Regions from separate parts of the Homo sapiens genome. Here region 2 is linked to region 1. A link is a loop called in an ENCODE intact Hi-C map of the cell type or tissue named here. Cell type or tissue: GM12878. All regions are shown on one strand. Links, peaks and the distances in the headings refer to the core of each region. The heading gives the core; the rest is flanking DNA.

What was found. Peaks named below come from ENCODE experiments on the same cell type or tissue, not always from the same donor. Only the 100,000 strongest peaks of a DNase experiment are listed, where the experiment ranks them.
Region 2: a loop joins it to region 1, with 2.6 times the contacts of the local background. A loop is called at or near these places in 4 of 110 quality-filtered maps.

What each region holds. Positions count from the first base shown.
Region 1 is chr15:22,851,855-22,859,854 of GRCh38, reverse strand. It overlaps NIPA2 (NIPA magnesium transporter 2), which reads right to left. Exons shown (of 8, transcript NM_030922.7): 4 at 7,985-8,000; 5 at 6,587-6,643; 6 at 1,225-1,315. Among named protein-coding and RNA genes, the nearest start is that of NIPA2, 17 kb to the right of the region's middle. In GM12878, for the core only: no CTCF peak of the experiment used is centred there; no DNase peak of the experiment used is centred there.
Region 2 is chr15:22,963,104-22,980,219 of GRCh38, reverse strand. The region is part of intron 1 of CYFIP1 (cytoplasmic FMR1 interacting protein 1); the gene reads left to right. Among named protein-coding and RNA genes, the nearest start is that of CYFIP1, 8.7 kb to the left of the region's middle. RefSeq lists enhancers at 1-555, 556-1,523, 2,653-3,154, 3,155-3,654, 12,683-13,182 and a silencer at 13,034-13,200. In GM12878, for the core only: no CTCF peak of the experiment used is centred there; a DNase peak (open chromatin) is centred at 6,669; H3K27ac peaks cover 266 bases.

The DNA of each region.
Region 1 (8,000 bases), core at 1-8,000:
AATAAATACAGTAACAAAATACTACAAAGAAAATTAAGGGTAAAGGGCAATGACTTATACCATAACCCTGTTTTACATATAGTTTTTTGGGGAAAAAAAAACAGATAAAAATCAGTCAATCTACTTTGGGAATAGTAACCAAGATCCAGACATCAATATGGGCTTAGTTGTTTGGGCTAATCATTACAAAGCAGAAATGGGACAAATCTCAGATCACTCATTCAAAACAAGCACTCCAGGCCAGGCATGCAAATCTACTCATTGGCCGGGCACAGTGGCTCACGCCTGTAATCCCAACACTTTGGGAGGCCAAGGCGGGTGGATCACGAGGTCAGGACATCGAGACCATCCTGGCTAACATGGTGAAACCACATCTCTACTAAAAATACAAAACATTAGCCAGGTGTGGTGGCGGGTGCCTGTAGTCCCAGCTACTCGGGAGGCTGTGGCAGGAGAATGGTGTGAACCCGGGAGGTGGAGCTTGCAGGGAGCCGAGATCGTGCCACTGCACTCCAGCGTGGGCGACAGAGCAAGACTCCGCCTCAAAAAAAAAAAAAAAAAAAAGAAAAAGAAATCTACTCATTACCAACCAGACCCTACCAAAGTGCACATGCACTGAATGATAAATACTGGGATGAGTGTAACTTTGAATTTTACTTATTTTTTATTTATTTATTTTTTGAGACAGAGTCTCGCTCTATAGCCCAGGGTGGAGTGCAGTGGTGCTATCTCGGGTCATTGCAACCTCCTCTTCCTGCGTTCAAGCCATTCTCCTGTCTCAGCCTCCTGAGTAGCTGGGACTACAGGTGCCCGCCACCACGCCCAGCTAATTTTTGTATTTTTAGTAGAGACAGGGTTTTACCATGTTAGGCTGGTCTCAAACTTCTGACCTCAGGTGATCCACCCGTCTTGGCCTCCCAAAATGCTGGGATTACAGGCATGAGCCACTGTTCCCAGCCAACTTTGAATATTAAAAAACTGAAATCGAAGTAGAACTAGTACTGGCTCTGAATACAAGCAAGACAAAGCATTTTCTCCCACAAATCAATAGCCTGCCTATGCACAGAAGTAACTTTTTAAAAGCAATTACTACGTAGTGTAAAAAGCGAAGTTCTCCAGGTTGTTGAAATGTAAATTGTGTTGAACATATTTAATTAGATGGTACTGAATATTTTAGAAACTAAGATACCGACTACTGTTTCTACATGAAAAACGTGTCCTTACCTTACTAGCACGCTGAGAGCTCCTAGTGGAGTCACTAGAGTGGCTGGTGCAAACGCATACGCAGCGAAGTTGGCCACCTCACCAGCTCCCACTTAGAGACAGACAACAAAAGAAAAACTCAGGTAAGAATGTATGTACTCAACTTGGAAATGCCGGCATTTTATGCACTATCTATATATTATTTCAACTGTATTTAGTAACCTCCATATTTTTCCAATTTATTATTTTTATTTTTTTGAGACGGAGTCTCACTCTGTCGCCCAGGCTGCAGTGCAGTGGTGTGATCTCAACTCACTGCGAGCTCCGCCTCCCGGGTTCACGCCATTCTCCTGCCTCAGCCTCCCAAGTAGCTGGGACCGCAGGCACTCGCCACTATGCCCAGCTAATTTTTTTGTATTTTTAGTAGAGACGGAGTTTCACCGTGTTAGCCAGGATGGTCTTGATCTCCTGACCTCGTGATCTGCCCGCCTCGGCCTCCCAAAGTGCTGGGATTACAGGCGTGAGCCACTGCGCCCAGCCTCTCCAATTTATTAATAAGGGTTATGGGTCTGTAAATTTCTATTACAGTAAGAGTCCAAGTCAATTAGAAACATTCTAGAAACAACACATATCTGTAAATCTAACGGAAGAAATCTAGCTCATGCTGACATAAGGCATTTTAATAAAAATTTTAAATAGATACTTATATCCCAGGACAGTAAATAAAAATCACTGAGAAGAAGCCGACATGAAGGTAAAGGTACTCTTCCCCCAAGTCCTTTTCATTTGGTCCTTTTTTTTTTTTTTTTTTTTTTGAGATGGAGTCTTGCTCTATCGCCCAGGCTGGAATGCAGTGGCACGATCTCAGCTCACTGCAACCTCCACCTCCCGGGTTCAAGCAATTCTCCTGCCTCGGCCTCCCGAGTAGCTGGGACTACAGGCGGGCGCCACCATGCCCAGGTAATTTTTATATTTTTAGTAGAGACGGGGTTTCACCATGTTGACCAGGCTGGTCTTGAACTCCTGACCTCAAATGATCCACCCACCTCAGCCTCCCAAAGTGCTGGGATTATAGGCGTGAGCCACCGTGCCCAGCTTGCTCTTTTTAAAAATGCAAATCATGCTATACACCAGGTCCTGTTCTAGAATCAGGATATACAGCAGGGTGCAAAACAAAGACATTGCTCTGATAAAACTTTTTTTTTTTTTTTGAGACAGAGTCTCGCTCTGTCGCCCAGTCTGCACTGCAATGGCGTGCGTGATCTTGGCTCACTACAACCTCCACCTCCCAAGTTAAAGCGATTCTCCTGCCTCAGCCTCCCAAGTAGCTGGGATTACAGGCCCACATACCCGCCACCACACCCGGCTGATTTTTGTATTTTTAGTAGAGACAGGGTTTCACCATGTTGGTCAGGCTGGTCTTGAACTCCTGACCTAAGGTGATCCACCCGCCTCAGCCTCCCAAAGTGCTGGGATTACAGGCGTGAGCCACCACGCCCAGCCTCTCATAAAACTTTTAGTGAGGGAAGACAGACAAACCAAGCACATGTGCCAAGAGGTTAAAAGTGTTATGAAGAAAAACAGTGAGGGAAAAGAATAAAGTGCTGGTGATGAAAGAAGGTATCCTACTATGTGTCATGGCATTAGATATGGGCTGTCAGATAAGAAATTTTAGAACACTGGGAAATTAAGTCCCACTAAGGAATTATCTAAATTGAAAAGCTACTGAGGAATCCTACACAGGGCAGAGGCATGATCTCACAAAAGGATCCCTCTTGGCTACTGCTTTTTCCAAAAGTTATGCCAATTTTCATTTAGCAGCGTATGAGAGCTCCCTTTGCTCCACATTCTCCCTGCTGATCTTTGTTAGGAGTATGGGATGATTCTGTTATGCCTTCAATTTGCATTTCCCATTTTCATTTGTTTATTAACCCTATGAAATCTTTTAGGGAAGTAGCTGTTAAAGTTTATCCTGTTTTCTCTAATTGATTTAAGGTAATTCTTTATATATTTCAGATGTAAATCTTTTATTGGTTAAACATATTACAATTATCTTCATTTACACTCTACAATTTGCCTTTTTCTTCTCTTGTTAAACTCTTTCTTCTTTAATTCCCAAAATGTCTTTTAAATATGGTTACTGTTAAAATTCAATCAAGGAATTTGGCTGCAATGTCTCAAATATCTTTTTATCCAGGATACTCTCTACTATCTAATTTCCATTTATGTATGACTGACTTCTCAAAAAGAAAAAAAAAAAGCTTGGAGAAAGCTTTTTAACTAATTAGGAAATTATACACAATCTTCTATTTTTTTTAACTGAATACTCTAGAAATTACGTGTATGCTTAACCTGTGAAGTCTAATATTAATATTTAGCTTTATTTCCTTCTGGATAATGCCAGAACCTTAGAACTCTTCATCCATTTTTTCCCTTCCAACTGACTATTGTTGTGTATTTTTTAATACACAACAGGTGAGCCAAGGTAGCTCACTCACAGGACTGGCAAGTAGGTCCTGGCACAGTGAGAGCCTGGGGAGCTCTCCATGGCTGCCTGAGTGTCCTCAGAGCACAGCAGCTGGCTTCTCTCAAAGTGAGCAATCCAAGGAATCAGGAAAAAGCTGCAATGCCTCTCTCTGCTTCACCTCGGAAGACACACATCATCACTTCTGTGGTATTCTTGGATCACACCGTTTTGAACTGCACTAATTCACTGTGAAAGGGGATTAGAGAAAGGTGTGAATACCAGGAGGGGAGTCACTGAGGGCTATGTATCACACGTTAATTGGCCTGGCATGCTCCCCACTCGTGGCCTTCACAGTTACAGTTTCCTCCTGCTTCAAGGGTTTCTCCCCCAAATATCATATGGGCAGATCACTCGCTTCCTTTACATCTTCTACCCAAATACCTTTCAGCGAGGCTGGCCCTGGCTGCAGATCTAACATCCTAATAAACCTATCTATCCTCCATTTCACAACACTCCTTCCGACTTCACTCCTTCTCCTTCCCATTTATCATCACGCACAGGCACATAAACACATAACTTCTTTATCTTGTTTAATGTCTCCCACCTAGAATGTAAGCTTCATGTGGGTGGAGATTTTTCAGTCTTTTCCTCTCACTGATGTATCTCCAGCACCTAGAACAATGCCTGGCATACAAGACATGATCAATAAGTATTTGTTGACTGAACAGTCAGTCAAGGCTCAGTGTCTTCAGAATATTTTTTTTTTTTTGAGACAGTTTCACTCTTGTTGCCCAGGCTGGAGTGCAACGGCACAATCTCAGCTCACTGTAACCTCTGCCTTTCAGGTCCAAGCGATTCTCCTGCCTCAGCCTCCCGAGTAGCTGGGATTACAGGCATGCACCACCATGCCCAGCTAATTCTTTTGTTTTTTTTTTTACTAGAGACGAGGTTTCTCCATGTTGGTCAGGCTGGTCTCACTCCTGACCTCAGGTGATCCACCCACCTCGGGCTCCCAAAGTGCTGGGATTACAGGCATGAGCCACCACGCCCGGCCCAGAATAATTTTTTTCCACGTGCCTTTTTAAAAGTTATTACCAAAATAGGCATGGTGATTTTTTGTATTTTTATTTGGTAAGTCTTATCAAATACATACCTCTTTTTAATTTGGAATGAGAACAAATGGAGGGGCAACAAATTAAAACAGAATTCTCCTCTTAACTTTCAAAATTACCTTAAATTGAGCAGAAATTTTAAAAATGCACAGGCCTATCAAACATGTTTTAATCAGATGGGTAAAAAAAAGCCTTGTCGTTCCATTTAAATGCACTATGAGGGTACGACAAATAGAAAGACTTGAATACCTGGTGAATAACATCAAGTATTTGATAGCACAACAGGGTGACTACAGTCAATAATAATTTTTTTTGTTTTGTTTTTTGAGACTGAGTCTCACTCTATCACCCAGGCTGGAGTGCAGTGGTGCAGTTATCAGCTCACTGCAACCTCCACCTCCCAGTTTCAAGCGATTCTCGGGCCTCAGCCTCCCGAGTAGCTGTGATTACAGGCGCCTGCCACCACGCCCGGCTAATTTTTGCTATTTTTAGTAGAGACGGGGTTTCACCATGTTGGCCAGGCTGGTCTTGAACTCTTGACCTCAAGTGATCCACCCGCCTTGGCCTCCCAAAGTGCTGGGATTACAGGTGTGAGCCACCGCGCCCGGCCCAATAATAATTTAATTGTACATTTAAAAATAACTAAGAGGCCAGGCACGGTGGCTCACACCTGTAATCCCAGCACTTTGGGAGGCTGAGGCAGACAGATCACAAGGTCAGGAGATCGAGACCATCCTGGGCAACATGGTGAAACCCCTTCCCTACTAAAAATACAAAAATTAGCTGGGCTTGGTGGCGCACACCTGTAGTCCAGCTACTCAGGAGGATGAGGCAGGAGAATCGCTTGAACCCAGGAGGCAGAGGTTGCAGTGAGCCAAGATGGTGCCACTACACTCCAGCCTGGCAACAGAGCAAGACTGTGTCTCAAAAAATAAATAAATAAGTAACGGCTGGGCATGGTGGCTCACGCCTGTAATCCCAGCACTTTGGGAGGCCAAGGTGGGCGGATCACGAGGTCAAGAGATCGAGACCAGCCTGGCCAACGTGTGAATCCCTGTCTCTACTAAAAATACAAAAATTAGCTGGGCATAGTGGTGCGCACCAGTAGTCTCAGCTACTCAGGAGGATGAGGCAGGATAATCGCTTGAACCCGGGAGGCGAAGGCTGCAGTGAGCCGAGATGGGCCACTGCATTACAGCCTGGCGACAGAGCAAGATTCCATCTCAAAAACAAAAAAAAGGACTAACTGGATTGTTTGTCCTGCAAAGGATAAATTGTTGAGGGGATGGATAACCCATGGATACCATAATGCAATTATTATGAATTGCATGCCTTTATTAAAGTATCTCATGTACCCTATAAGTACCTACTAAGTACTCACAAAAATGAAAAAAGTAGGCCGGGTGCGGTGGCTCACGCCTGTAATCCCAGCACTTTGCGAGGGCAAGGCAGGTGAATCACCTGAGGTCAGGAGTTTGAGACCAGCCTGACCAACACAGTGAAACCCCGTCTCTACTAAAAATACAAAAAATTAGCTGGGCGTGGTGGTGGCACGCCTGTAATCCCAACTACTTGGGAGGCTGAGGCAGGAGAATCGCTTGAATCCAGGAGGTGGAGGTTGCACTGAGCCAAGATCACGCCACTGCACTCCAGCCTGGGTGACAGAGTGAGACTCTGTCTCAAAAAAAAAAAAAAAAAGATTATTTAAACCTTTAAAACTTGCTAGTAATGAGGCTATAATACCATATGCAAATATTTTAATATATAGCTATCATATTTTTCTTGCAATGTTCTTTATACATACTTGACAGCAGTCCAGCCCACCACAACCATTCCTTAAGATATGCATGGCCACCTTGACCTGTGAATGAAGAAATATTTCACATCTTTGGAAGACTGTAAGACTCTTGTATAAATTATAACTATTAGTAATGACAGATTTTTAAATATCTCAGTTACTCCTTTAAATAAAGGTTTCTGCATGACTCGGGATTTCTCTGACAATTTCTTAATGATTATCTTGCCAAGGTGAATGAATCCTTTACAAGCATACCCGTCATGAACAGTGAGAGCACCTCTTAGGACCAAGCATCAGGGACTAGGGGAACAAGCAGTAGATGCTGACAGTTTCTCCTCTGTCCACTGAACCCCATAGAGGCTATCATTTCATGTTTTTCTGACTGCTGAATTAGGTTTAGCCACAGAGATGGCACAGGGAAGACAGAAGGGTGGTACTGTTTCCTGCCAAGGCAGCTCTCCTCATAAGGTCCAATCAGGTCTAAAAATGAAGCCAGGATAGAATGATGGAATGTGACCATAACGCCACTTAACACCGGGAGCTACCACGAGTGTCCCTGATAGAGGAGTCAGGGCAGGGCCAATCATCCTGATTACCCCGCAGGGTCTTGTGACTTGTCAGTGATTTCTAGAGAAACAACCTACACCAGCCGAAGTTCACTAAACTGGATACTCTTCAAGCTGGGGAAGCCCAGTCTTTCCTTCCTGCCAAAATGTCGAAGTTCAAAGTCAGAACGTCTACTATCATGGACAAAAGATCCCAGCCTTTAATAAATTCTGATTTTAACCATGGCTTTTTTTTTTTTTTAGACGGAGTCTCACTCTGTCACCCAGGCTGGAGTGCAGTGGTGCCATTTTGGCTCACTGCAGAGGTTTCTGCCTCCCGGGTTCAAGCGATTCTGCTGCCTCATCCTCCTGAGTAGCTGGGACTATAGGCCAGGCCACCATGCCCGGCTAATTTTTGTATTTTCAGTAGAGATGGGGTTTCACCATGTTTGCCAGGCTGGTCTCGAACTCCTGACCTCAGGTGATCCACCCGCCTCAGCCTCCCAAAGTGCTGGGATTACAGGCATGAGCCACCACGCCCAGCCTAACCATGGACTCTTATTTCCTTCCCTGCAGACATATCAAAATTTAAAGAAAAGGTTGGATATTACTTGGGCATTGGTCCCTGTTTCCATTTTGATGATAACTGCAGGACTGAGTAGTTAACTAATTATGACATCTTCTCACTTCTTTTCTCAATATAAATAACCAAACATCAACTTTGTAAACATTTAGAACTCTTGAACAATTCAAAGTTTCAAATACACTCACGAGGAATGAAGATGTGGTCTTGTACAAAGAACCTGTGCATGTAGGTAGACACTGAGGTCACTTCAAAGTCACATAAGGCATAACCTACCTGCTCTCATAGAGCC
Region 2 (17,116 bases), core at 3,552-11,551, 120 kb before region 1:
GGGCCGGCCAGGGCGGCGGCGGGGCCGGGACGGACCCCCCCCTCCCCCCCAACCCCGGCGGCGCGGCCTCCCCGGCGGCGCGGCCTCCGGGATCGTCCTGGTCCCCGCGTCCCCCAGGTCCCGGCCCCGGGCTCCCGCGCCTCCCGGGCTCCAGGTCCCCGCACTCCCTGCACTGGCTTCCCGGTCCCTGCGCCCCCGGCCTTTCGGCCTCGGCCCCGAGCTCCCCGCCCCCGCGTTCACCGCCTCGCGCCCCCGGATCCCGGATTCCGCGCCCCGGCACATGGCACAGCTCCAGTGGCGAAGGAATACCTTAGTGTTTGACGTTTTTGTTGGAAAGTAAGGAGCAGGCAGATTGTTAATGTTGCACTAAGGTCGCGCAGCAAGATCTGAACCCGTTTTTGTTTCGTGCCCCTGTGAGGAGCGGAGGGAGCCTGGTCCGCGGAGCCATTCCGGGCATTCTTGGAGAGAGGAGTTTTGGGCTTTGTTAAGGAGGCGCGATCGTTACGGAGGCAGCACTGTTTCGCACAAGCATCTGAATTGTGTATTTTAAGGCTGAAATGCGTGAGCTTAATTTGCAGCACATTGTGGGTGTGACAAGAAGGGTGCAAGAATAATCGGGAAACGGGGTTGATGGAACGTGTTTTAAGCTGAGAGGGGCGTCTGGACGGTGTCAGCTCCGCTATTAAGTCCAGTCAGGGAGCGGCTGCTGATTGAGCCCAGCGCCGCGTGGTCGCCGCTGGGGACTGAGGCTCGGGAGCGTTTGTTTTCTGGCGGCGGAGGGCACCGTGGCTGCGCCGGGAGCGGTGGTGTTTCTTGCAGTCGTCCGTCGGACTCCGGAATGAGGCGTGGTCGGAGCCGCGGTGATGCCTGGTGCAGTGCGCACATTGCTATGCTTGACAGCTTGGCGGCAGAGTCCCGGCCAGGCCGGGACCCGCGGGGGCCCCACGCATGCTGCCTTTTCCCTGCGGGTGGCCAGCGGTTTTCCAAGTGATGTCTAGATCTGCAGGCACGGAGCCTGGAAGAACGAGTCACGCTGTGAGTGGGCGCGGGCCGTAGCAGGTGTGCACTCGTAGGGCCAGTAGGGATATAGTGCCGGTGCCCTCACTGCGACCGAGGCGCCCTGGAGTCGTGGCGGAGGACGTTTCCTGCGTTAAGACAGGTGTCTGTGCTGCGCTCAAAGAAAATGTACCCCCTAAGTTTGTGTGTGTGTTTAAATTTATTTTAAACTTTTAGTAAGATTCACTTTTTGGTGTTCAGTTCAGTGAGCTGTAGCAGGTGCATGGACTGTAGTGACTTCCACCGCAGTCAGGATACTCAGGAAGGCAGCCTCTCTCCTCCCCGCTCTTGCAGCCGCCTGTCTGTTCCTCAGTCCTCCTGCTTTGCCCATTCCAGAATGTCACATGTGGGCTTGGAGTCTGGCTTGTTTCGCTTAGCATAAGGCGTTGGAGATTCAGCTATGCTCTGGTTTGTCCCTGAAGAGTAAAGATACAAGGGTCTGAAAAGTGTGGCTCTCGGATACAGCCTGAGAGAGAGACTAAAATGATAAAGTGATGAGAAAAATTACAAAACTATAGTTCATTAAAAACATTAAACAGCATAGAACCGTGTATACTAAAAGTGAAATTCCCTCGGTACTTCTAAGTAGTATAATAGTCTTTTCTGTGCATAAGTAATTTTTTAAATAACATAGTGAGATCATATTGCATATATTATCGTCATACATTTTTCACTTAATGATGTTTGGTTACTTAAAGATCTTAGCAATCTTTACATGTTGATATATATAGTCTGTACACACAGATTTCCCTCAATCTTTTAAATAACCGTATAGTATTCCTTTTTTTTTTTTTTTTTTTTTTTTTTTTTTGTGACAGAGTCTTAACTCTGTGGCCCAGACTGGAGTGCAGTGACGCAAACTCGGCTCGCCACAACCTATGCCTCCTGGGTTCAGGTGGTTCTCCCACCTCAGCCCCCTGAGTAGCTGGGATTACAGGCACGCACCACCACACCCGGCTAATTTTTGTCTTTTTAGTAGAGACGGGGTTTTGCCATGTTGCCCAGGCTGGTCTTGAACTCCTGACCTCAAGTGATCTGCCCGCCTCAGCCTCCCAAAGTGCTGGTATTACAGGCATGAGCCACTGTGCCCGGCCAAATCACTATAGTATTCTGTAGTGTGGATGTTTCATAATTTTATCAGCCTCCTGTTGATTGACATTATAGTTATTTACTGTTTTTCACCACTACAGTCAATGCTTGTGTCTGTATCTTTGTGCACATACTCAAGTTTATAATGCTAAAGGTGACTTTGGGTTTAAATAATAGCTAACATCTCCCTCCCTCCTTTGTTTTCTTTTCTTTTATGTTATGTTATTTTATTTTATTTTTTGTGAGACAGGGTTTTGCTCTTGTTGCCCAGGCTGGAGTGCAATGGTGTGATCTCGGCTCACTGCAACTTCCACCTCCTGGGTTCAAGCAATTCTCCTGCCCCAGCCTTCCGAGTAGCTGGGATTACAGGCGCCTGCCACCACACCCAGCTAATTTTTGTATTTTTAGTAGAGACAGGGTTTTGCCATGTTGGCCAGGCTGGTCTCAAACTCCTGACCTCAGGTGATCCACCCACCTCGGCCTCCCAACGTGCTGGGATTACAGGCGTGAACCACCGCGCCCACCCAAAACATATTTTATAGTGTGAAGTTTTAACTAACATGTCCAAGCTATTCTCATTGTTTTTCCTATTAAAATTTAGCCAACCCTTAGAGGCCATTGATAAAGCATGGATTAATTACACTGACATAATTTAAAAACCTTATTTTAGCCAGTGCAATAGTATCAGACAAAGAAAGAAAAGGCATACAAATTGGAAAGGGAAAATTGTCCCTATTTGCTGACAACATGATTATCTACATAGAAAATCCAGGGAATCTATGAAAAAGCTACTAGAACTAATTAATGAGGTTAGCAAGGTCACAAGATACAAAGTCAACACACAGAAGGCGACCTTATTTTTCTTTTTTTTTTTTGAGACAGAGTTTCATTCTTGTTGCCCAGGCTAGAGTGCAATGGTGCGATCTCGGCCCACCGCAACCTCTGCCTCCCGGGTTCAAGCGATTCTCCTGCCTCAGCCTCCCGAGTAGCTGGGATTACAGGCATGTGCCACCATGTCTGGCTAATTTTGTGTTTTTAGTAGAGATGGGGTTTCTCCGTGTTGGTCAGGCTGGTCTGGAACTCCCAACCTCAGGTGATCCGCCTGCCTCGGCCTCCCAAAGTGCTAGGATTATAGGCGTGAGCCACCGGGCCCGGCCTGGCGACCTTATTTCTGCATACAGCAGTGCCCCTTATCCATGGGGAGATACATGCAAAGTCAACACTATACAAGCTGACCTTATTTCTGTTTACAACAGTCCTTGTTATCCATGGACGATACGTTCCAATGGAAGCCTGAAACCTGAGATAAGACAGAACCCTCCGTGTACTGTGGTTTTTTTCCCTATACATCTATGCCTATGATAAAGCTTAATTTACAAATTAGGCGCAGTAAGAGATTACCAACAATAACTGTTCATAATATAGAATAATTATATACTGAATAAAAGTTATATAAATGTGTTCTCTCTTTCAAAATATCTTTTTGTATGCACTCACCTATTTTTGGAGGGCAGTTGACTGTAGGCAGCTATAACTGGGGAAACAGAAATTGCAGATAATGAAACTACAGGTAAGTGGGGACTACTGTACTAGCAATGTACAATTAGAAAGTTAAATTTGGCTGGGCGTGGTTGCTCACGCCTGTAATCCCAGCACTTTGGGAGGCCGAGGCGGGCGGATCACAAGGGCAGGAGTTCGAGACCAGCCTGGCCAACATAGTGAAACCCTGTCTCTACTAAAAATACAAAAATTAGTTGGGCATGGTGGCGTGCGCCTGTAGTCCCAGCTACTCAGGAGGCTGAAGCAGGAGAATCGCCTGAACCCGGGAGGCGGAGGTTGTGGTGAGCCGAGATCGCGCCACTGCAGTCCAGCCTGGGCAACAGAGCGAGACTCCGTCTCAAAAAAAAAAAAAGAAAATTAAATTTAAAAACACAACATTTCGTTTGCTTCAAAGGAATCAAATACTTAGGTATACATTGAATAAGACTTACAGGATCTGTATGCTGAAGATGAGAGAAATCAAAGATCATTTAAGTAAATGGGGGAACATACCATGGTCAGTGGTTGGAACACTCAACATAGTAAAGACATCAGTTCTCTTCATATTGATCTATAAATTTAACCCAATTCCAATTTAAAAATATTAGCATGCTTTAAAAACAAAAATTTTAAACAAAAATTTTGTTTATTGAGGTATAATATACCTACTTTATAAAATTCACCTACTTTTAAGTATACGTTTGGCTGGCCTGTGAACGAGGGGGTTAGGGATTCCAACCCCCTGTGCAGTTGAAAATCCGAGTGTAACTTTTTTTGAGATGGAGTTTCGCTCTTATTGCCCAGGATAGAGTGCAATGGCACGATCTTGGCACACTGCAACCTCTGCCTCCTGGGTTTAAGCCATTCTCCTGCCTCAGCCTCCCAAGTAGCTTGGATTACAGGCATGCGCCACCACTCCCACTAATTTTGTATTTTTAGTAGAGAGGGGGTTTCACTGTGTTGGTCAGGCTGATCTCGACCTCCTGACCTCAGGTGATCTGCCCGCCTCTGCCTCTGCCTCCCAGAGTGCTGGGATTACAGGCGTTAGCCACCGAGCCTGGCCTTTAACCTTTTTTTTTTTTTTTTTTTTTTTTGAGACGGAGTCTCGCTCTGTCTCGGCTCACTGCAAGCTCTGCCTCCCGGGTTCAAGCGATTCTCCTGCCTCGGCCTCCTGAGTAGCTGAGATTACAGGCACCCGCCACCATGCCTGGCTAATTTTATATTTTTAGTAGAGATGGGATTTCACCATGTTGGCCAGGCTGGACAAGTATAACTTTTGACTTCTCAAAAGTTAAAACTACGTGACTTCCCAAAAGTTAAAACTACGAATAGCCTGCTATTGACCAGAAACCTTACTGATAACATAAACAGTTGATTAACAGAGATTTTGTAAGTTATATGTATTACATACTGTGTTCTCATAATAAAGTAAGCTAGAGAAAAGAAAATGTTGTTAAGAAAATCATGAGGAAGAGGAAATAAACTGACTACTCATCACGTGGAAGTGGATCATCAGAAAGGTCTCCATCCTCAAAAAGCTCACAGTGAGCAGGCCAAGGAGGAGGAAGTGGATGGGTTGGTTTTGCTGTCTTGGGGGTGGCAAAGGCAGAAGTGGAGGGAGGTGGAAGGAGGGGCTAGAGAGGCAGGCATACACCGTGTAACTTTTACTGGAAAAAGTCTGCAAATAAGTGGACCCGCATGGTTCAAACACGTGTTGTTTCAGGGACAACTATACAATAATTTTTAGAAGATTTCTGGAGCTGTGCAACAACCATCACCATAATCCAGTTTTTGTTTGTTTGTTTTGAGACAGGGTCTCACTCTGTCACCCAGGCTGGAGTGCAGTGGTGTGATCTCAGCTTACTGCAACCTCCGCCTCCTGGGTTCCAGTGATTCTCATGCCTCAGCTTCCCAAGTACCTGGGATTACAGGAGGTGCCACCAAGCCTGACTAATTTTTTTGCATTTTTAGTAGAGGAAGGGGTTTCACCGTGTTGGCCAGGCTGGTCTCGAACTCCTGGCCTCAAGTGATTCATCTGCCTCGGCCTCCCAGTACTGGGATTATAGGCATGAGCCATCGTGTCCGGCCTGTTTTTGTTTTTTTAATTTTAATTATTTTTTAAATGGAGATGGGGTATCACTATGTTGCCCAGGCTGGTCTTGAACTTCTGGGCTGGAGCAATCCTCCTTTCCTCCTGAAAGTGCTAGGATTACAGATGTGAGCCACCAGGCCCGGCCTTGCTCATCTGTTGATGGACAGTTAGGTTGATTCCATGTCTTGGCTGTTGTGAAAGGTGCTGCAATAAACATGGGGTACAGCGATCTCTTGGACATACGGATTTCATTTCTTTTAGATATATACCCAACAGTGGTGTTGCTGGGTCATATGGTAGTTCTATTTTTAATATTTTGAGGAACCCCCGGCACTGTTTTCTACAATGGCTATACTGATTTACATCTCCACCAACAGTGTACAAGGGTTTCCCTTTCTCCACACCCTGGACAACACTTGTTATCTTTTGCCTTTTTGACAAGAGCCAGTCTGACAGGTGTGAGGTGATAGCTCATTGTGGTTTTGATTTGGATTCCCTGATGATTAGCGATGTTGAGCATTTTTTCATACACCTGTTGGCCACTTGTACACCTTCTTTTGAGAAATATCCATTCAGATCTTTTACAATTGAGTTGTTTGAATTCTTTGTATATTTTCATTATTAATCCCTTATTAGTTATATGGTTTGCAGATATTTTCCTGCATTCTGTAGATTGTCACTTTGTTGATTGATTCCTTTGCTGTGCAGAACATTTTTAGTTTGATGTAATCCCATTTGTCTATTTTTTCTTTTGTGGCCTTTGCTTTTGAGGCTTTATTTCCTCAAAATAAGCCAGGCACAGAAAGACAAGTACTGCACGATCTCACTCACATGTGGAATCTGAAAACGCTGATGCCACAGAAGAACAGAGCAGAATGGTGGTTACCAGAGGCTGGGGTGGCTGGCGGAAGGGGAGAGAGGAAGATGTTGGTCAAAGGATACACATTTACAGTTAGATACAAGGGGGAAAGTCCAGAATAGGCAAATATACAGAGACAGAGAGTAGACAGGTGATTGCCTGGGGCCAGAAAGCAGGGGAGAGAGGATCAGTGAAGAACGGGTAGAAAAAGTGAGAATAACTGCTAATGGTTAGGGAGTTTCTTCTCCCTTTTTTTTTTTTTTTTTTTTTTTTGACAAGGTCTCGTTCTGTCACCCAGGCTGGAATGCAGTGGGGCAATCATGGCTTACTGCAGCCTTGCCCTTTTGGGCTTAAGCAATTCTCCCACCTCAGCCTCTCCAGTACCTGGCACTACAGGTGTGCACCATCATGCCTGGCTAAATTTTGGTTGGTTGTTGTTTTGTTTTTTTGAGACGGAGTCTCACTCTGTCGCCCAGGTTGGAGAGCAGTGGCGCGATCTTGGCTCACTGCAACCTCTGTCTCCCAGGTTCAAACGATTCTCCTGTCTCAGCCTCCTGAGTAGCTGGGATTACAGGTGTGCACCACCATGCCCGGCTAATTTTTGTATTTTTAGTGGAGGCAGGGTTTCACCATGTTGGCCAGGCTAGTCTCAAACTCCTTACCTCAAGTGATCCTCCTGCCTCAGCCTCCCAAAGTGTTGGGATTACAGGTGTGAGCCACCGCCTAATTTTTGTGTTTTTTTGTAGAAATAAGGTTTCACCATGTTGCTCAGACTGGTCTCAAACTCCTGAGCTCAGGTGATCCCCCTGCCTGGGCTTCGCAGGGATTATAGGCTAAGCCACCGCACCTGGCCACATTTAAGTCTTTAATTCATTTCGGGTTGATTTTTGTCTATGTTGAGAAGCCAAGGTCTGATATTATTTTTCTGTATGTGTGTATCTAGTTTTCTCAACACCGTTTATTGAAGAACCTATCCTTTTCTCATTGTGTGTTCTTGGCACCTTTGTTAAAAATCAGTTGGCTGCAAATGCATGCATTTATTTCCAGGCTCTATTCTGTTCCATTGGTTTATGTGTCTGTGTTTATGACAATAGTGTGCTGTTTGGGTTACTATATCTCTGTAGTTTTTTTTGTTTTGTTTTGTTTTTGAGACGGAGTCTCACTCTGTCACCCAGGCTGGAGTGCAATGGCGCAATCTTGGATCACTGCAACCTCCGCCTCCCGGGTTCAAGCGATTCTCCTGCCTCAGCCTCCTGAGTAGCTGGGGATTACAGGCGTGCGCCACCACACCCAGCTAATTTTTTTGTTTTTAGCAGAGACGGTGTTTCACCATGTTGGCCAGGCTGGTCTCGAACTCCTGCCCTCAGGTGATCCGCCCACCTCAGCCTCCCAAAGTGCTGGGATTACAGGCGGGAGCCACCATGCCCAGCCTCTGTAGTATATTCTGAAGTCAGGTAGTGTGATGCCTCCAGCCTTGTTCTTTTGCTCAGGATAGCTTTTGCTATTCCAAGTCTTTTGTGGTTCCACACAAATTTTAGGATTTCTTTTTCTATTTGCATGAAGAATATGGTAGGTATTTTGATAGAGACTGCATTGAATCTGTAGATTGCATTGAATCTGTAGATTGCTTTGAATCTGTAGATTGCATTGAACCTGTAGATTGCATTGAATTTGTAGATTGCTTTGGGTACTATCTATTGTTTATTTATTTTTTGAGATGAGTTACCTAGGCTGTTACCCAGGCTGGAGTTCAGTGGTGCAGTCATGGCTCACTGCAGCTTTGATATCCTGGGCTCAAGCGATCCTCCCACTTCAGCCTCCTGAGTGTCTGGGACTACAGGTGTGAGCCACCACGTGCAGCTACTTTTTATTTTATTTCTTTTCTTTTTCTTTTTTCTTTTTTTTTTTGAGACAGAGTTTTGGTCTTGTTGCTCAGGCTAGAGTGCAATGGCGCAATCTTGGCTCACCGCAACCTCTGCCTCCCGTGTTCAAGCAGTTCTCCTGCCTCAGCCTCAAGCTACTCAAGCTGGGATTACAGGCGCCCACTACCACGCCTGGCTAATTTTGTATTTTTAGCAGAGATAGGGTTTCTGCATGGTGGTCAGGCTGGTCTGGAACTCCTGACCTCAAGCGATCTGCCTGCCTTGGCCTCCCAAAGTGCTGGGATTACAGGCATGAGCCATCACGCCCAGCCTTATTTTATTTTTTAGTAGAGACAAGGTCTAGCTGTGTTGCCCAGGCTAGTCTTGAACTCTTGAGCTCAAGTGATCCTCCCACCTCATCCTCACAAAGTGTTGGGATTACAGATGTGAGCAACAGCACCTGGTCTATTAATTCTGTTGTTGCCAGTGTTTTTGGTGTCATATCCAAGAAATCATTGCCAAATCTGATGTCATGAAGCATTTCTCCTGTTTTCTTCTAAGAGTTTTATAGTTTTAGATCCGATGTTTAGGCGTTGATCTGTTTTGAATTAACTTTTCTTTTTTGTGTGTGTGTTTGGTTTTTTTTCGAGACAGATCCTTGCTCTGTCGCCCAGGCTGGAGTGCGGTGGCGCAATCTCGGCTCACTGCAAGCTCCGCCTCCCGGGTTCAAGCGATTCTCCTGCCTCAGCCTCTCTAGGAGCTGGGATTACAGGCCCCCGCCACCACACCCAGCTAATTTTTTGTATTTTTAGTAGAGACGGGATTTCACCGTGTTAGCCAGGATGGTCTCGATCTCTTGACCTTGTGATCTGCCCGACTCGGCCTCCCAAAGTGCTGGGATTACAGGAGTGAGCCACCACGCCAGGCCAAATTAACTTTTCTGTATATTATATAAGGTAATGGTCCAACATAATTCATGTATGTGTGGATATTCAGTTTTCCTAACACAATTTGTTGAAAAGACTATTCTTTTTCCATTGAATGATCTTGACATCATTGTTGAAAATTGTTTGGCCACATATGTGAAGGTTTATGTCTGGGTTCTTTGTTCTGTTTAATTGGCCAGTATGCCTTTCTTTATGCCAGTGCCACACTGTTTCAATTACTGTAGCTTTATGGTAAGTTTTGAAATAAAAAGGAGTGAAGTCTCCAACTTTGTTCATCTTTTTCAAGATTGCTTTGGCTATTCTGGGTCCTTGGAGATTCCTATGAATTTTAAAATGGGTTATTTTTGCAAAAACAAAGTGCTGTTGGAATTTTCAAAGGGATTGCATTGAGTCTTTAGAAGGCTTTGGATTGTATTGTCATCTTAACAATATTATGTCTTCCAATCCATTAACAAAGATGTCTTTCCATTTGTTTGTATTTAATTTCTTTCAGCAGTGTTTTATATTTTTTAGTGTGTAAGTCTTTCACCTCCTTGATTATATTTTTTTAAATTGAAACTTGTATTTAGCCATTTTGAGACTAATATCTTGAATAAGTAAAATTCATTTACACTACATTCTTCATCTTTTGGATGCTGTTGTACATGGAATTAATTTCCTTTTGGGATTGTTCATTGCTAAAATATAGAAATGCAACTGATTTTTACATGTTGCTTTTGTATCCTGCAACTTCCCTGAATTCGTTTATTAGCTCTAACTAATAATTATTATGGAATCTTTGGGATTTACTACATATAAAATCATGTCATCCAGAGTTTCATGTGTTATGAGGCACAGAGGGACTACCTTTTTATCATAATGTTTGTAGTAATTTTTGTCCGCAGGTCTGTTTTGTCTAATACTTGTCTAATGTTAGTATTGCCACTTCCCTCTCTTTTGGTTACTCTTTGCATGGTATGTCCTTTTGCGTTCTTTTAGTTTCACCGTACTTGTATTTTTATATTTAAAATTTGTTTCTAGTGGATAGCATATAGTTGGTTCATGTTTTCTGTTTACTCTGTAAATCTCTGCCTTTTGATTTGAGTATCTTGTTCATTTACATTTAATGCAAATATGTATGTAGTGGGATTTACATCTGTCATTTTGTTATTTGTTCTCTTTATGTCTTATATCCAGAGAGCTGATGGCCACAGCAGCTCCGGCCTGATTTCTAATAGGAGGGTTATCTAATAGAAGGATTTCAGAGCATTCCAGGGACAAGATTTGCATTTGTATGAATTTTTTTGTGTTAAAAGCCTCTTAGAACATGGTCTCAAGAAATTAGGGATGTGTTTTTCACCATCGTGTTGGTTTAAGCCTGATGTGCATCTGTGCTATTCAGCACAAGCTCACTGGGCATTTGTTTTCCTGGTCGCTCCCCCTCCAACTTTATTACGACTGCATTTCCTTCACGCACAGCCCATGCCGTGGGCTGTGGCTTGGCCCTCCATGGGGGCAGAGGTGATGTCTGTTGAACTGTGGCTCCCAGGTTTTTTAGATGGGAATAAGACAGATGTACAGTGATAGCCGCTGTGACCTTGTCATGCCCTGTTCTTTGCTTTCCCCTTCACATTCACATTTGCATCACAGGGGAGGGGGAAAAAAGCCCAAAACACTCTGAAAGCAGTGGGTTTCATCTTGAAACCTGATTCCATAGCCAAAATTTGATGCTCAGAGCCTGTGTGGTCACTCCTTGCAGTCATGTTTTCCTGGCCAGGACAGTGGGGATGAGTGTTGATTTGTCCTTGAAGATACTCACAGAAGGAGATGTGCTTGCTCTGAAGAACCACATAGCCCCACAGCTGAAGTGGTGAAGTTCTGCATTACATTTGAATCCCTGTCCAAAGCTCAACTTCTCAAGCTGTTCCTAGAAGGACCAGTCTCCACGAAACCAGTGAGCCTTAACACCACCTGGACTCATGGCTCAGTGGGGCCAGCTGCCCCCAGAGATCATTGAATAACTGTATGTGTTAAATTGAGTAGACTTGTGCATATGAACAAAAACTTCACTGACTCTTGAGAGGTAGCCTTGTTCCTGTCAAGGAGACCACAGGGATAAGGTTTTCATATGCACAAGTTGTGTTTTCTTGTTTGTCGTGATGACAGGGTGTGGAGGTGGTAGAGGTGATGTATTAGTCAGGGTTCTCCAGAGAAACAGAAGCAGCAGGATACGTGTGGATGTGCGTCTAGAGAGATTTATTTTAAGGATCTGACTCACAATTGTAGAGGCTGGCAAGTCCAGCGTTTGCAAGGCAGGCCCATAGGCTAAAGACCCGGGGAAAAGCTGATGTTGAAGGCAGCCTGAAGGCAAGATTCCCTCTTTCTTAGGAGAGGTCAGTCTTTTTTCTTTCAAGGCCTGCACTGGTTGGATGAGGCCCACCCAAATTATGGAGGGTAATTTGTTTCATTCAGAGTCTACTGGTATAGATGTTAATCTCATCTAAAAAGTACTTTCATAGCAATGTTTAGATTGGAGTTGGACCAAAAACTGGGTACCATGGCCTGGCCAAGTTGACACATAAAAGCAACCATCACAGGGATTGATTTTTATTTTGTATTTAAATAATTTGCGTTTTATTTTTATTTATTTATTTATTTTTTGAGATGGAGTCTCGCTGTGTCGCCCAAGCTGGAGTGCAGTGGCGCTATCTTGGCTCACTGCAACCTCCACCTCCCTGGTTCAAGCGATTCTCCTGCCTCAGCCTCTTGAGTAGCTGGGATTACAGGCGTGTGCCACCACGCCTGGCTAATTTTTGTGTTTTTAGTAGAGACGGGGTTTCACCATATTGGTCAGGCTGTTCTCAAACTCCTGACCTCAAGTGATCTGCCTGTGTCAGCCTCCCAGAGTGCTGACTTCTTTTCTTTTTGAGATGGGGTCTCACTGTGTAGCCCAGGCTGGTCATGAACTCCTGGGCTCAAGTGATCCTCCCACCTCAACCTCCCAAAGTGCTGGGATTACAGGAGCCACCATGCCCGGCCTTCTTGTATTTCAGTCACACATTTCAGGCTGACCTCACTGGTCACATGGAATTGACTGTGACCTGTGATGGGCACCTGAGAAGCCTCTGGAGCTCTTGGTTGCCCTGATTCTATCCCAGGCCCAGGTGGAGGGCAGATGTGCTGTGTTGTAGCTGCGGGCTGTGGTGGGGTGCTATGTTGTAGCTGCGGGCTGTGGTGGGGCCGGGCCCTGGAAGTGTGTGTGAAGACACAGGCCGGCACATGTCTTCCCACACACTGTGAGCAGGAAAGGTTCAGGTGCCCCGAGTTCTTCCTCTTCACATATGTCGGCCGCACTCCTGTAGACTTAGCCAAGACTACATGGTGGAAAGTGCGATTGGAACTCTGTGCTTCAGGAACTTTGTGATTTCATTTAGTGAGATCTGGGAGCGTGCTCTGAAGTCACCTGTCCTGAGCCCCTCAGCCAGCAGGGCTTAGTCGGGCCCCGTCCAGGCCATTGTCACTTTTGAGGAAGACTCTCCAAGATTTATAAACAGGTGGTGGGTGACCTGCCCATTGTAGTCCATAACCTGTTGCTGCCAGCAGCTCCTGGGAAGGGGCGATAGGAGAGCACTGCCTCCTTGTCCCGTGTCCCAACCGATGCTAGAGCCAGTGCTTCAGGTATTCAGGTACCTCAGGTTGCTTGGAAAAGTTTAAATAAATTATGCTTACTTATTAAGTATTCTCTTTTCATCTTTTATCAGCTTTTTTTATTGGCTCCCCTGCAGAAAAAAAAAAAGGCAGAGGTGATTTTGGGAACTGCGGCGTCCCCTCGGCATCTCTGAACATGCGCCACCGTCTGTGTGTTCATCAACGTAAAGCTGTCTGTTCTGGCTGTTGCTGTCTCATACAGTGTGTGCACCAGATGCTAGCGAGTCTTACACAGATGCTGTCGAGATGTAGGAGGCAGCGTTGCTGTGTCTGCTGCTCATCGTGGGGTCTTTCCACATGCTGCCAAGCGGGTTCCCTTTCTCCACAAACTTGGAGCGAGGGTCTCGGTGGGCTGTCATGGGTGCAGACTCTTAGTTGAGAAATCTTCAGGATGGCATTGCCTTTCTGCAGCCTGTTGTTGGCCACAACTCAGGTCCTTCTTCATCCCCGGCAGGAACAAACCCCTCCTAAGCTTTTGTGTATTTATCTGCTAAGGCTGCCAAAACACAGTACCAGCGACTGGGTGGCCTCACCACAGACATAGTATTTGCTCACAGTTCTGGAGGCTGGACATCCAAGATCACAGTGTGGGCAGGTTGGTTCCCTCTGTGGCCTGTCTCCTTGGCTTGCAGATGGCCGTCCTCTCCCTGCGTCCTTGCGTGGTCTTCTCTCTGTGTGCATCTGTGTCCTAATCTTGTCTTTTTTTTTTTTTTTTGAGACGGAGTTTTGCTTTTGTTGCCCAGGCTGGAGTGCAGTGGCGTGATCTGGGCCCACCGCAACCTCTGCCTCCCGGGTTCGAGCGATTCTCCTGCCTCAGCCTTCTGAGTAGCTGGGATTTCAGTGTGTAGCTGGGATTACAGGCCCACGCCACCACGCCTGGCTAATTTTGTATTTTTTTTTTTAGTAGAGACGGGGTTTCTCCATGTTGGTCAGGCTGGTCTCGAACTCCTGACCTCAGGTGATCCACCCGCCTCGGCCTCCCAAAGTGTTGGGATTACAGGTGTGATCCACTGCACCCGACCTAATCTCCTTGTCTTATAAGGACCCAGTCCTATTGGATGAGGGCCCACCCTGATGGATTCATTTTAACTTAATTATCTCTGTAAAGAACGGAAGCATTCTGAGGTCCTGGGGGTTAAGGCTTCAACACACGAATTTTGAGAGCACACAGTTCAGCCCATAACAGTTTGTTTTGTTAAAACGTGGGCTCTTCATTATCGCCTTTGATCCCCTGGGCCAAGCCCTTGTTGATGGGGCGCCCCTGAACTCTCAGAGCCATGGACTCCTGCTGCTCTGGGGACACCAGGGCAGCGGGAAGGGGCTGGGGCCTGGTGTGTCCGCTACTAGGGAAGCCTAATTCGTTATCCCTGTTAGATAAAAATACAGGTGCTCTAGTATTTGCTTCTGTCATTCCAAGGAATCACAGTCATGCATCACTTACCAACAGGGATATGTTCTGAGAAATGCATTGTTAGGCACTTTTGTCATTGTGTGGGCATCATAAAGGGCACTTACACACACCCAGATGGTACTGCCTGCTGCACGCCTAGGCTCCACGCTAGAGCCTGTTGCTCCCAGGCCACACGCCTGTGCAGTGTGTTACTGCAGTGAACACTGTGGTTAAGAGTATTTGTGTATCCAAGTTTACGTAAACATAGAAATGGTACAGTGACACCATCTCAGCTCACCACAACCTCTGCCTTCCAGGTTCAAGCAATTCTCCTGCCTCAGCCTCCCAAGTAGCTGGGATTACAGGCGTACGCCACCACACCTGGCTAATTTTTGTATTTTTAGTAGAGACGAGGTTTCACCACGTTGGCTGGGCTGGTCTCGAACTCCTGACCTCAGGTGATCCGCCTGCCTTGGCCTCTCAAAGTGTTGGGACTATAGGCGTGAGCCACCACACCCAGACAGTAATTTAGGATGTTTTTAAGTAATTTTAAGTTTAGAGTATTTTTACGTAAAATCTAGCACTTTTTGGTTACCTGTATGTTGATATGTTTATTAATATATGTGTACACACACACACACACACACACACACACACACACAATGGAATACTATTCAGCCTTTAAAAAGAAGGAAATCCTGTCATTTGTGACAAGGATAAACCTGGAAGACATTACGCTTAGTAAAATAAGCCAGGCCCAGAAAGACAGATACTGCATGACCTGATTTCTATGTGGAATCTAGAAAATTTGAGCTCATAGAAGCAGAGAGTAGAATGAGGGTCGCTGCAAATAACCCATCTGGGCAGGCAGACGGGGCTGGGGTTGGCATCCATCTCCTGCCGTTTCTCGGCTCTGTGAATTTGGACAAATCACTTTCTCTGGCCCTCAATTTCGCCGTCTCTAAAGAAGGGGTTGAATGAGCTCAGACAGCCCAAGGCTTCACGAAGTGCAAGCGGCTGAGATGTGCTGGTGTTGAAGGTGATTGAGGACAGGGTGGGGTCCCTTTTTCCCAGAGGGAACATGGAGCCCTGTGTCTCAGGTGCCCGTGGCATCTTCGCCGGCTGCACTTGGTTCCCGACTCCCCGGGGAGCTGCCGGGCAGGGGAAACTGCCCTGCTGGCCTGGGGCACCGTGGCCGAGGTCAGCCAAAGGCCAAGACCTGCCTTCTTGCTGGGGCTGGAGGCTGCTTCCTGCCTTCCAGGCTGCGGAGTCTGCTGGCAGGGCTGCCGGGTGTGTGTGTGTGTGTGTGTGTGTGTGTGTGTGTGTGTGTGTGTGTGTGTGTGTGAGTGATGAGGTTGCGGAGTCTGCTGGTGGGGCCGCCAGTTGTGTGTGTGTGTGTGTGTGTGTGTGTGTGTGTGTGTGTGGTGAGGAGGAGTGGACTCACTCTGCATGGGGGTGGGGTAGGGTTCACATATTTTAAGCTCATCATCTGGCTGGGAAAGTAGCTGCTCTTGCTCCAGAAAGGGAAAAAAAAAAAAAAAGTATGTGAAGTGATACATATGCGTAATAGCTCGATTTAACCATTCCACAAGGTACACATATATGTAAACCTCTGATTGTATGCAGTAAATATATACAATTTTTATTTGTCAACAATACCTTAATTTATATAAAAACATGTGAATCCATAGTTTCTGTCTCATAATAAATTAGTTTGGCCCATCCACAAAAAACAAAACCCAGCTCTTTTGCAATGATCTGAAGCATTCTGATTATAACACTGATGTTTATTCCCGGGGCTGACTGGGCCTGGAAGGTCCTTTCTACAAGCCGTCCTCATGAAGGCATGGTGTCCAGGCATCTCTCACAACTGGGGGTTAAAAGCTTTCTGCCCAGGAGTGCGTGACTCTGGGCAAAACCTTCCTCTAGGCAGACGCGGGCATGTTGTGGCCGTGCTCTGGCTGGTGAGATGGGTTCAGCCTGCGATACGTGCCAGCGTCCAGCCTGCCCGGGGCCATAGGAGTGAGGGGCGACCAAAACACACTTCCGCTTGAAGAGTCGGGGCAAGTCTGTTTGAGACATTTCCCATTCCTTTCCCTTATGTTCACAAAAAGTTTTCAGGGGGATATTTCATTCTTTCTTATGTTATGTTATGTTATGTTATGTTATGTTATGTTATGTTATGTTATGTTATGTTATGTTATTTTTGAAACAGAGTTTTGCTCTTGTTGCCCAGGCTGGAGTGCAATGGCACAGTCTTGGCTCACTGCAACCTCCACCTCCTGGATTGAAGCGATTCTCCTGCCTCAGCCTCTTGAGTAGCTGGGACTACAGGCATCTGCCACCACGCCCATCTAATTCTGTATTTTTAGTAGGGACGGGGTTTCTCCATATTGGTCAGGCTGACCTCAGGTGATCGCCCGCCTCTGCCTCCCAAAGTGCTGAGATTACAGGTGTGAGCCACCGCGTCTGGCCTTTCTTACTCATTTTAAATAACTTCAAACTTATACAAAACATTGCAAAAATAAAAATAGGACAAAGAACACAATTCAAACACTTCTCTCTCCACTTGAGGCCCTTTACCTCTAGACACAT